Linked DNA regions of Mus musculus: region 2 is linked to region 1. Evidence: chromatin loops called from intact Hi-C (ENCODE). Cell type or tissue: left cerebral cortex. All regions are shown on one strand. Links, peaks and the distances in the headings refer to the core of each region. The heading gives the core; the rest is flanking DNA.

Region 1 (5,318 bases), core at 157-5,156:
CTATATTTTAATATAATATTTATTTAATTTTATTTAATGATTCAGTTTAATTTAATTAATTAATGAATACATGCCATATTTGCCTTTTGGGATCAGGAATACCTCATTTAGGATTTTTTTTTTCCTAGTTCTATCCATTTGCCTGCAAATTTTATGGTGGTGTTTTTGTAACAGCTGAGTAATACTCCAGTGTATAAATGTACCACAATTTTGTTTTGTTGTGTTTTGTTTTGTTTTGAATGTGATTTATGTTGAGGGACATCTAGGTTGTTTCCCGTTTCTACCTATTAGAAATAAAGCAGCAATATCCTTATGGTAGCATGAAACATCCTTTGTGCCTATAGCATAGCTGGATGGTGAGGCAGATCAGTTTCTAACATTCTGTGGAATGCCCATATTGATTTCCGTATGTTCAAGCTTGCATTGCTACCAGCACTGGAAACGTAGTGCCCTTCCCCACAACCTGGATAACGTGAGCTGTCATTTGTGTTATTCATCTTGGCGGTTCTGAGAGATGTAGGATGAAATGTCAGAGTTGCAATTAATTTGCTATTCCCTGATAGCTAAGGATATTGAACACTTATTTAAAATTTTCTCAGCCATTTGAGATTCCATTACTGATCATTCTCTGTTTAGATCCATGCCTCATTTTTAATTGGAATATTTGGTTTTTTTGTTTGTTTGTTATCTCTATTAGATGTGGAGTTGTTAAAAATCTTTCTCCATTCTGTAGACTGCCCCTTTGTCTTACTGATGGTGTCCTTTGTTTTACAGAAGATTTTCAGTTTCAGGAGGTCGCATTTATTAATTGTGGATCTTAACACCTGAGCTATCAGTCTTGAGTTAATAAAGTCGTCTCTTGTGCTAATGCATTCAAGGCTATCCCCACTTCCTCTTCTATCAAGTTCCGTGTGTCAGATTTTATGTTGAGGTATTTAATCCACTTGGACCTGAATTTTGTGCAGTGTAATGAATATAAATCTATTTTCCTTCTTCTACAGACACCCAGTTAGAGCAGCATTATTTGCTGAAAGTGATTTTTTCCCCAGTATGTAATTCTAGCTTTATTATAAAAATAAGGTGTCCATAAGTTTGTGTATTCATATCTAGTAATTTAATTATATTTCATTGATGAATGAGTCTGTTTTCATGACAACAATATGTAGCTTTATTAGTATAGCTGTGCAGTTCAACTTGAAATTAGCAACACAAAGACATACAGTGGTTCTTTTATTGTTCAAGATTTTTTTTTTTTATTTTTAGCCATCCTGGTTTTTTGGGATTGTTTGTTTGTTTGTTTGTTTTTGCTTGTTTCTTTGTTTCTGCTTTTCCATATGAAGTAGAGAATTGTCTTTTTCAGGTCTCTAAAGAATTGTCTTGGCATATACAGCAGAGGACTACTGGGTCTGGGTTTATTCAGAGAAGATGCACCTAACCCTCATGAAGACAGGAGGGTGGGGAGGAGGTATGGGATGTGCAACAGTCAGAGGGTGGACCAGGAGAGGAATAAAATCTGGAGTATAAAAATAAATAAATAAATAAATAAATCCCCAAAATATGAAAAAAAAACTGCAATGAGAAAAAAAAGAATTGTGTTGGAATTTTGACAGAGATTTCATTGAATTTGTAGATTGCTTTGGTAAGATGGCCAGTTTTACTATATTAATCTCACTGATCCATGCGCATAGGAGATCTTTCTATCTTCTGATGTCTTCTTTAAATTCCTCAAAGACTTTAAATTTTTATAGTACAGGTCTTTCATTTTCATGGCTAGAGTTACCCCAAGATATTTTATATTATTTGAGGCTATTGTGAAAGGTATTATTTTCCTGATTGTTCCTCAGTCTGTTTGGCATTTGTATATAGGAGAACTATTCTTCTTCTTCTTCTTCTTCTTCTTCTTCTTCTTCTTCTTCTTCTTCTTCTTCTTCTTCTTCTTCTTCTTCTTCTTTAATTAATCTCATATGCATCCACTTTGCTGGATACTTTGCTGGTGTTTATCAGCTGTAAGAGTTCTCTGGTGGGATTTTAGGATCACTTATGTATCCTATCATATAATCTGCAAATTATTTGGCACTACTTTGTGTTTCTCCTACTTAGTTGCTAAATAATTGCTAATAATCATGGTTTTTGTATATAACTAAGTTCTAGATAACTGGTCAGTTGAATAAAAAGTAAAAGAAAAACAGAAATACGGTACACAGAGTGAAATACAGCGCTGAAGACCCCGGCTGACTAACATGTCTTGTCAGTATCTTCTAAAGGCTATATATCACACTGAAGCTGCTTTGTGTGTATAAAATGAGCTTCACCCACTAGGGCCTTTCAAACTGGGTCCATAAGACATTGATCCCAATGTTCAGTGTGTACTCATACAGAAACATAACAAATGGTAAACACAAATTGAGTCCTGGTATTTGCCCTGAATGTACTGAACCAGACCCCTTCTGAAAACGAACTTTATTATGACAGCAGTGCTAAGTTCTTTTAGATACCTATCATTTTCTTAAATGTCAGCTTAAGCATAAGTAAACAGGAAAAAATTCTGTTTGTTTCAGCAAACAGAATATGGGAACATTTCAGTTATTACACAAATCATTACATTAAAGTTTACAAACTTGGAATTCTCTACAGTCACAGACTAGTCAGCATTCAAATCTTTAGAAGCATTTTGCTAAAACTCAAGCAGATACCATGAGGTACAGAGGTAGGAAAATAGCATTGTTGAAAATTTGTTACGATTTTCATCACCCTGCATTATGTTTATATTTTGAATTATTATCAAAAGTCAAAAAAGCCATTACATTTAAAATGCAAACTTTGAAAGACTTTGAAAGGGGAGTAAATATAAATAGCATTTTTAATTACATGAGAAAAATCTGAGTATAACAGTATAATATATGTACAAACGAGTCAGGAAATATGGGTTTGAGAAAAATAAGCAGAAAATCAAAATGAGGTAATGAGCAATTGGTACTTTCTATTTCTAGTGGAGCCACAGCGCCACCATCTGGTCTCATCTATATGACAGCAAAATTAAAATATGTGTAAATATTGATTGTATCATAGCTTCTGATAACAGATACAACATAAAAGAAATATTAAAACAAATTTACATAAAAACCATTGTCTTCCTCATGTTCACTAGTAAAATATTCTCTCCTAATATATACATATCCTTTCCTGAGAAACAAATTTTTCAGCCAAAATATTTGTTAAATGCATATTGTGAGAGATATACATTTAATAAAACCTACTGCCCACTAGGTGTACATTAAAACTCTTACTGCTTTCCATTATATTCCACAATATTATTTCAGTTCTAAGTATGAAATTATACAGAAATGTCATATAATACATATAGCCATAGTTTTAAAAGTCATTGAAGTTCGTTTCGGGTATGAGATATGGAATGAAGAATTCCCAAGATATAAAGGAATGTTGCCAATATAATTGTTCTTTTAAGACACTTTCTAATTTGAATAAATATTAGGTAAAACACCTAATATTCCCATGGAATAAATGTATGACCTGGAAATCAAAATTAGAATAAGATTGTGCCTCATGCAGTAAATTATGGGAGTAGCCACACAGAAGAAAAGCTAACTTTGTGAATATAAGTCTGTAGACCTCTGACATCATGAGGATACCCATTATCTTGAAGGAAATACCCTAGCTGTAAAATCTCGGTGGGGCTGACTGTTGAGAAGTGAGCTATTTCATAAGCATGCTTGTGGCAAAAGGGTTTCGCAGGAAACTTGCAGAACATGAGTTTTGGGGGTTGCATACATTTTACTCCATAAATTACTCATGAATATTTGGGGTGTTTATTCAATATTTTCTTCTGCTTTCTTAGTCACACAAGCTCCCCTAAAGCTGCTCATTGGCATGGCCCATTAGGGTATCCTTAGTATTCTGCTTTGGAATGAACACTAACTGTTTTCAACTGGTAGATATGATATCTTAATTGTTAGAGATTTATATAAAGTTCCTACTAGTTGTGATTTAGAGCATGGAGTACATATTGTCCAGGACATAGAAAGGGAGATCACTGACTATAAACATTGATTGAGTTCTGCCTTAAAAGTCTTTAGTTACTGTAAGAAATTATACTATAGAAAAATATATTACGTACAGAAAAATAATTGCATGAATATGTCTATAATTCAAAATGTCTCCCTGAACAGGTGGTATTTATTTAATTGTAATTTAAAGAGAATTTAAGTTATCTTTTAATTTAAGGAGTAATTTAAACAGATATCTATGTTTTAGCTTCTGCCAATCTGTTGATGACACAAGATCATTACACTAGCCGTTTCTCTGAAGAGCTCTTACCTTCAGCTTCCTGACAGCATCTCTCACAACTTCTGTTCCCTTTGGCTGCTCCACTTCGGTACTGCCAAGAAACTGAACATGAGCATCCATGAGACACAGACTTTAGTAAACCCATCACTGAACCCTCTGGAGCTGATAGTGTGTATGAGAAAGTTAGGCAAAAATTCAAACCCAAATCTTAATGAAGGAGAACAATTGTTGCTCAGTTTCTATATACTACATGAAAATGCATTGACTATTTGCAATTCTTATTTTTCAAAAGTTATTTTTCTTAACATGTCATACCTATGTTTTTTTTTTTATTTGAAGATTCTTACTGGAATGAAAAGTGAAATTATTTCATTGGGATAAATTATTTCAAAGAGATAAATTCAGTCTCAACAGTTAAGAGTGAGTAAATGCTAACTCTGTACTTGCTAATCATACTGGCTTCACGTTATCAAAACTCCTTTTTCTCAAGGCTAAAATACAATCGGACTGATGTGCACTAATGAAAGTTTAAAATCATAGAATATACAAATACATGCTTTGATTAGGTCCTAGTAATAGTTCTCAGTTTGCAGCAGAGCCAGAACATTTGTACATATCAGAGCTTCAGAGCTGATTAAAAGGTGCGTATTTAACATTTAAACCAAGAATGTACCATGTTAGATCATGTAAAGGATAAACGGTTCAAAAAGAAAAGAATTAACAACAACCAGTTTTTTTTTTTTAGATCAGAATTAATCCATATAGCAGACTCTTTTTCTCAAGCTCTCTGAATATTTCAAAGCCATTGGCAGATGCATCACTAACGTCCTATTAGCAAGGAGAGTGGGAAAAGAAGAATTTTTATATGCAAACAAAACTTGAGCTAGGAGGGCATGCCATGTCAATTCCAGACAGTATCAATAACTGATAATAATTTTATAGAGTAAGAGTCATACTTTGACAGAAATGACAGGAGTCATAAATATTATATGCAAATATACCCCTATGGGAAA
Region 2 (5,318 bases), core at 190-5,189, 880 kb before region 1:
GCGAGGATGTGGGGAAAGAGGAACACTCCTCCATTGTTGGTGGGATTGCAAGCTTGTACAACCACTCTGGAAATCAGTCTGGTGGTTCCTCAGAAAATTGAACATAGTACTACAGGAGGATCCCGGAATACCTATCCTGGGCATATATCCAGAAGATGTTCCAACCAGTAAGAAGGACACACGCTCCACTATGTTCATAGCAGCCTTATTTATAATAGCCAGAAGCTGGAAAGAACCCAGATGCCCCTCAACAGAGGAATGGATACAGAAAATGTGGTACATTTACACAATGGAGTACTACTCAGCTATTAAAAAGAATGAATTTATGAAATTCCTAGGCAAATGGATGGACCTGGAGAGCATCATCCTGAGTGAGGTAACACAATCACAAAAGAACTCAAATAATATGTACTCATTGATAAGTGGATATTAGCCCAGAAACTTAGTATAGCAAGATATAAGATACAATTTGCAAAACACATGAAACTGAAGAAGAACGAAGACCAAAGTGTGGACACTCTGTCCCTTCTTAGAATTGGAAACAATCACCCATGGAAGGAGTTACAGAGACAAAGTTTGGAGCTGAGACAAAAGGATGGACTGCCATATTCAGGGATCTATCCCACAATTAGCCTCCAAACAATCACACCATTGCATACACTAGCAAGCATTGGCTGAAAGGACCCAGATATAGCTGTCTCTTGTGAGACTAGGCCGGGGCCTAGCAAACACATATGTGGATTCTCACAGTCAGCTATTGGATGGAGCACAGGGCCCCCAAAGGAGGAGCTAGAGAAAGTATCCAAGGAGCTAAAGAGATCTGCAACCCTGTAGGTGCAACAACATTATGAACTAACCAGTACCCCAGAGCTCTTGACTCTAGCTGCATATGTATCAAAAGATGGCCTAGTTGGCCATCTCTGGAAAGAGAGGCCCATTGGACATGCAAACTTTATATGCCCCAGTACAGGGGAATGCCAGGGCCAAAAAAAAAAATGGGAATGGGTGGATAGGGAAGTGGGGGGGAGGGTATGGGGGACTTTTGGCATAGCATTCTAAATGTAATTGAGGAAAATACGTAATAATAAAAAATATTTAAAAAAAGAAATGTCTTGTTATTGAAATATTATGCAAAAGAATGGGACTAATATTAGTTAAAAGATCCAGATTGGTATGACTTATCTTCTAGGTATTTAATAAGCATACATGGAGACTATTCTAATGTGGTGAGAGAGATTGAAAGAGAATATTTTTCCTCTTGTCCTTTAAGGTCAATAAGGTCCCCGGAGACTGGCTCATCTCTTAAAATGTTCTCTAACAGTGAGAAGCCAATGCAGAGGAGAGAGTTCTACACTTTTAAGAGAAGATACAGTGAGGCTATTCAAGGCTTTTGACCAATTCTCACTTTGATGGACAACTAGTAAAACGAGGGCTAGAGAAGTCTGTTGTTCCTCTCAAGGCCAAGTGACCCCTGAGGATCTATTCTTGACAGTACAAAAAAGAAAAATTAATCTTAGCCACTGTAGTCTTAAACACTCTTCAGGAACATCTAACTAATGACTAAGAGGATTGCACTTTAAATGTCGGATATGAGTCTACATGAGATGTTATTTATACAACTATATCTCACTAAGAATTTTTTTCTGAATAAAGTAGCCATTCAGGTGCAAATGAATAGAAAATGTTGCCTCCTACACAGAGATGTTTAGATCTTTTTTTCTACTATGAGAAGAGTATCTCATTTTTAATTTCTATGTATGTGTGCTTTGCCTGGATGTATGTCTTTGCACCACATGTGTGTAGTTCTCATCAAGGCAAGGAGAGGTCGTGAGATACAATGGAACTGGAGTTACAGATGGTTCTGAACTGCCATGAGGAGCTGGAAATAGATCCCCTGTCCACTGGTTGAGCGGCAAGTGCTCTTACTCTGAAAGCCAATTCTCCAGCCCCAGATATTTATCTCTTGACTGTTACTGAGTATTTTAATTATTTTACTATGAAAATTTTGTTCTGCAAAGGTCATTGCAGTGAGTTCTAAAGAAATAAAATGTGTAATATTTATATTTAAATCTCATGTCATTATCTCTACATTGAATTCTATTCAGTCTAATGGGGTAGCTGCAAATGATATTCAAATTTTGTGGATAAGGAAGAGCAGGCATAAAACTGAGCAAATAGTCTGAGACCATACAGCTACTCATGCTGGTGGGATTTGAAGTGGCTCATCTAAATCCAGAGTCTTAATCATATCTGTACTCTGAATCAATAGGAGTGCATAGAAGTTGCTTACCAATTCTTGTAAAATATTTTTTGAGTTATATGAACTTTTCAGAGTTATATGAAACCAATATTAGGTCATTTAAAAGCTCTAAGTTCTGGTCTTCTCACAAAGTTGAATGTCATTTTATCACTGATTTCTCTTTTGGGCAAAACGCAGAAGTACTGAGGAACTTCTTCAGATGGTCCCTTTTGCTCTTTCTCTAGGCAGTCATCACTGGTAAACAAATAGACTACACAGTACTCTTTAATTATTTCACAATTTTATTTATGAGCACACATCACTCTTTACCTTCAGATGTTTTCAAGATCAAATGGAAGACAGTCAAGTTCACTCTTTGTTATGTGCAGAGAAAGACAAAAGCTGGAATTATCTGGAATAATTTGGTCATGTACTTCTGGTCATCAGTATGTTACCACATGCTGCACTGAAAGCACGGAAGGGAAGCACTCAGCCTCTTTCTGTATGTTCATGACTCATGTATCCAGGTCAAGTCCCGCTGGGCACTTGTCACTTCATAAACAGCAGGGGGCAACCTTTCCTTTCTGATCTTTCTCTCCACAAAGATGTTCTTGGATTTTGTTGAAGTTCCCAGAGTTCTCTTGGGGCATGTGATACCCAAAGTTGGAAATTATTAAATAGTTTGGATTCATAAAGGGTGAAATATATCCCTATGTTCACAGTCCTCAAAGTATTTGAGAAATTCTTAGGTGAGTAAGTTTAAAATCCAAATAGCAAAACTGAAGTTAGTGAATTTGTTGTTAATTTACAAAGCTGAAGGAAAATATTTTTTGAAATAAAGTGACCCAACAATCCCCACAATTTCAAACAGTTTGCAGTGAGATGAGTAAAAGATGCCAATTTGACAACTATGAAGGTCTAACAGAATGCTTTCTGCATTTCTGCAGGTTCTATACATGTATGACTGAACTTCAATGTGGATTGCTTGTATGTGTGTATATATCTATCCCATAATCTCCAGCATCAGATGTTTTTCTTTTCTTGTCTTTCTAGAGGGTTTGCAACTTCAGTGTATGAAAGTACCAGGATTTGTATGGTCTTCTTTGTACCATGTGTCCTTGTCAAATGAAGTTCACACTTGTCTAACTGGAGAAGATTGCTTAGAGAGTATAAGACATGTTTTCCCACGAAACAAATATAGGTATCTTGGTATTATCCTAACTTAATATCTGATAGGTAAACATTCTTTTAAAAGTTTATCTTGTCTGTGTTCATTTTTAGACATAATAGCTAATAATTCTTACAAAGAAAATTGTAAGTCTAAAACTATTTTGTGTTTTAGAATAATTTTTTTCTTTGCAAGAAATAAAACATTTCTAATATTTTAAATTTTAAACAATCTCTGTGTTTTATTTTTGAACTTGGAAGAAAATACAAAGTTACTTATAAGAAACATTTATTCACTTAAAGTAAGTTTTTGCAGACTGCATTTTACTGTTGAATGAGTGCCATAAAGCCTTCTAAAATCGCTGAATCCTGGAACTCTATCTGTGCTGTGGAGTATCTTGTTTGTGCCAGTATCTCACTGCTCTCAAAGGTCCTTTCCTGGCTGCAGTTTAGTATGACTACCTCCTGTTTTTCTCTCCAAGTGCCTCCCATGGAAATTCTTGAAAAATAAAGCAACGTTTCAACCCACACTTTAATGAGTGGACTGGAATCTCTATTCCATTAGCTATCTCAGAAGTGACTCATAGAATTGTCTAGCCTGTGCTTTCCTAACATTTTCCATCCACTCTAAGTTATTTCTTCATCTTTACTACTTGAGTGCTTTACATATTTGCCAGCTGAAGAACTGGAAATAAATGAGATCTATAGTTTCAAATTTGAATGTGTTGTTTGGGCTTTTAAAATGAAGCCCTGGTGATCTAGTATCTGGCAGAAATACCTTCAGAAAATTGGGCAGTTAGAATACAAGTTACTCAGCTACAATTTGCTTACTGTGAAGGCAAGCCCATGCAGTCTACTGTTTTCTTTTGTATCCATTCCTTTATTTGTTACCATTTGTTTCTGTGGAAGCACCTTTAGACACCCAAAGTATCTAGGTACTTCATTCAAAACAAGTACTGCCCTATCAGATAGGGTAGTGTCAGAAATACAAGACAAATGGGACATTACGATTGAGGAGGCTTCAAGTGTGTTCCCTGAGACAACGAAAGGAGGTGGAGCATACACTAATGAGCTGATCACTCGTTTACTTCATGGAGATTCTCACGTTCACATGAGAAATATGTGTAAATGCTATAGAGGACTGAGAAATTATTAAAAAAAAAGAAACAACTGATAAAAGTCATCTCCTTGTTGACACACATCTAAAATCTCTGCTCCCTTCACTTTAGCATTCCACTTTACCCGTAACCCAGAAGCTATGTCTCAGACACGTTCTTGATCAGCAGCAGAGTGCTTTGTGGGGAGACATGGAATAAATGACTCAGGATCTTGGCAGTTCCGCTGTGGCAGTTGTTGCGGTATGTGACCTCCTGAAAATCAGTTATTTCAGCTCAAGTTCAAGTTTTCTCTCTAAAAAAATTATAGTGTTTTCTGACTTGTCTATCACATGATATTTTTTGTTTTGAGCATCAAATGAAAGAGTATGGGAGTAGAGGGAAGCCCTATAGATGGTTCCGTTTGTCTTAGCTTTCTATTGAGGGACAGACTCTGAAATTACAAGCTGGAAAGAGTTTTTAAGGACTTTGTTAGGTAAAGTAGAGCTAACTTCCCCCCTCCCCCCAGGCTTTGGGGAATAGGACATTTGCGCATCGTGCAGCCTATCTAAGCAGACAGATGCTTACAATGATGAACAACAATTGACAGAAAAATACATTCCTTCTTAAATAAGACCATAGGAAGTTTGTGTTATCCTAGCATAACTTACCTTGCTCTTTAGGCTTTTAAGAGCTGACTATTGTTTGTTGCCTTAGAAACAAAAGGCTGGGGAATTAAACAAAGAGAATTAAAGGTCTTTACTGGTCCTACAAGTGATAACTTACTATGCTTTGAAAAAAACTCTACATGTCAAATT

Evidence for each region. A loop is a pair of places that touch in the nucleus more often than their neighbours do. Peaks named below come from ENCODE experiments on the same cell type or tissue, not always from the same donor. Only the 100,000 strongest peaks of a DNase experiment are listed, where the experiment ranks them.
Region 2: it touches region 1 in a loop (10-fold over the local background); 14 of 42 quality-filtered maps call a loop at or near these places.

Annotation. Positions count from the first base shown.
Region 1 is chr1:44,743,563-44,748,880 of GRCm38, reverse strand. Gulp1 (GULP, engulfment adaptor PTB domain containing 1) reads right to left here. Exons shown (of 11, transcript NM_028450.3): 4 at 4,336-4,407. It overlaps 4930521E06Rik (RIKEN cDNA 4930521E06 gene), which reads left to right and starts at 3,932. Exons shown (of 3, transcript NR_040602.1): 1 at 3,932-3,949; 2 at 4,645-4,725. In left cerebral cortex, for the core only: a CTCF peak has its summit at 3,009 (motif pointing left); a DNase peak (open chromatin) is centred at 3,013.
Region 2 is chr1:45,625,534-45,630,851 of GRCm38, reverse strand. No RefSeq gene overlaps it. Among named protein-coding and RNA genes, the nearest start is that of Gm23216, 57 kb to the left of the region's middle. In left cerebral cortex, for the core only: a CTCF peak has its summit at 2,791 (motif pointing right); a DNase peak (open chromatin) is centred at 2,800.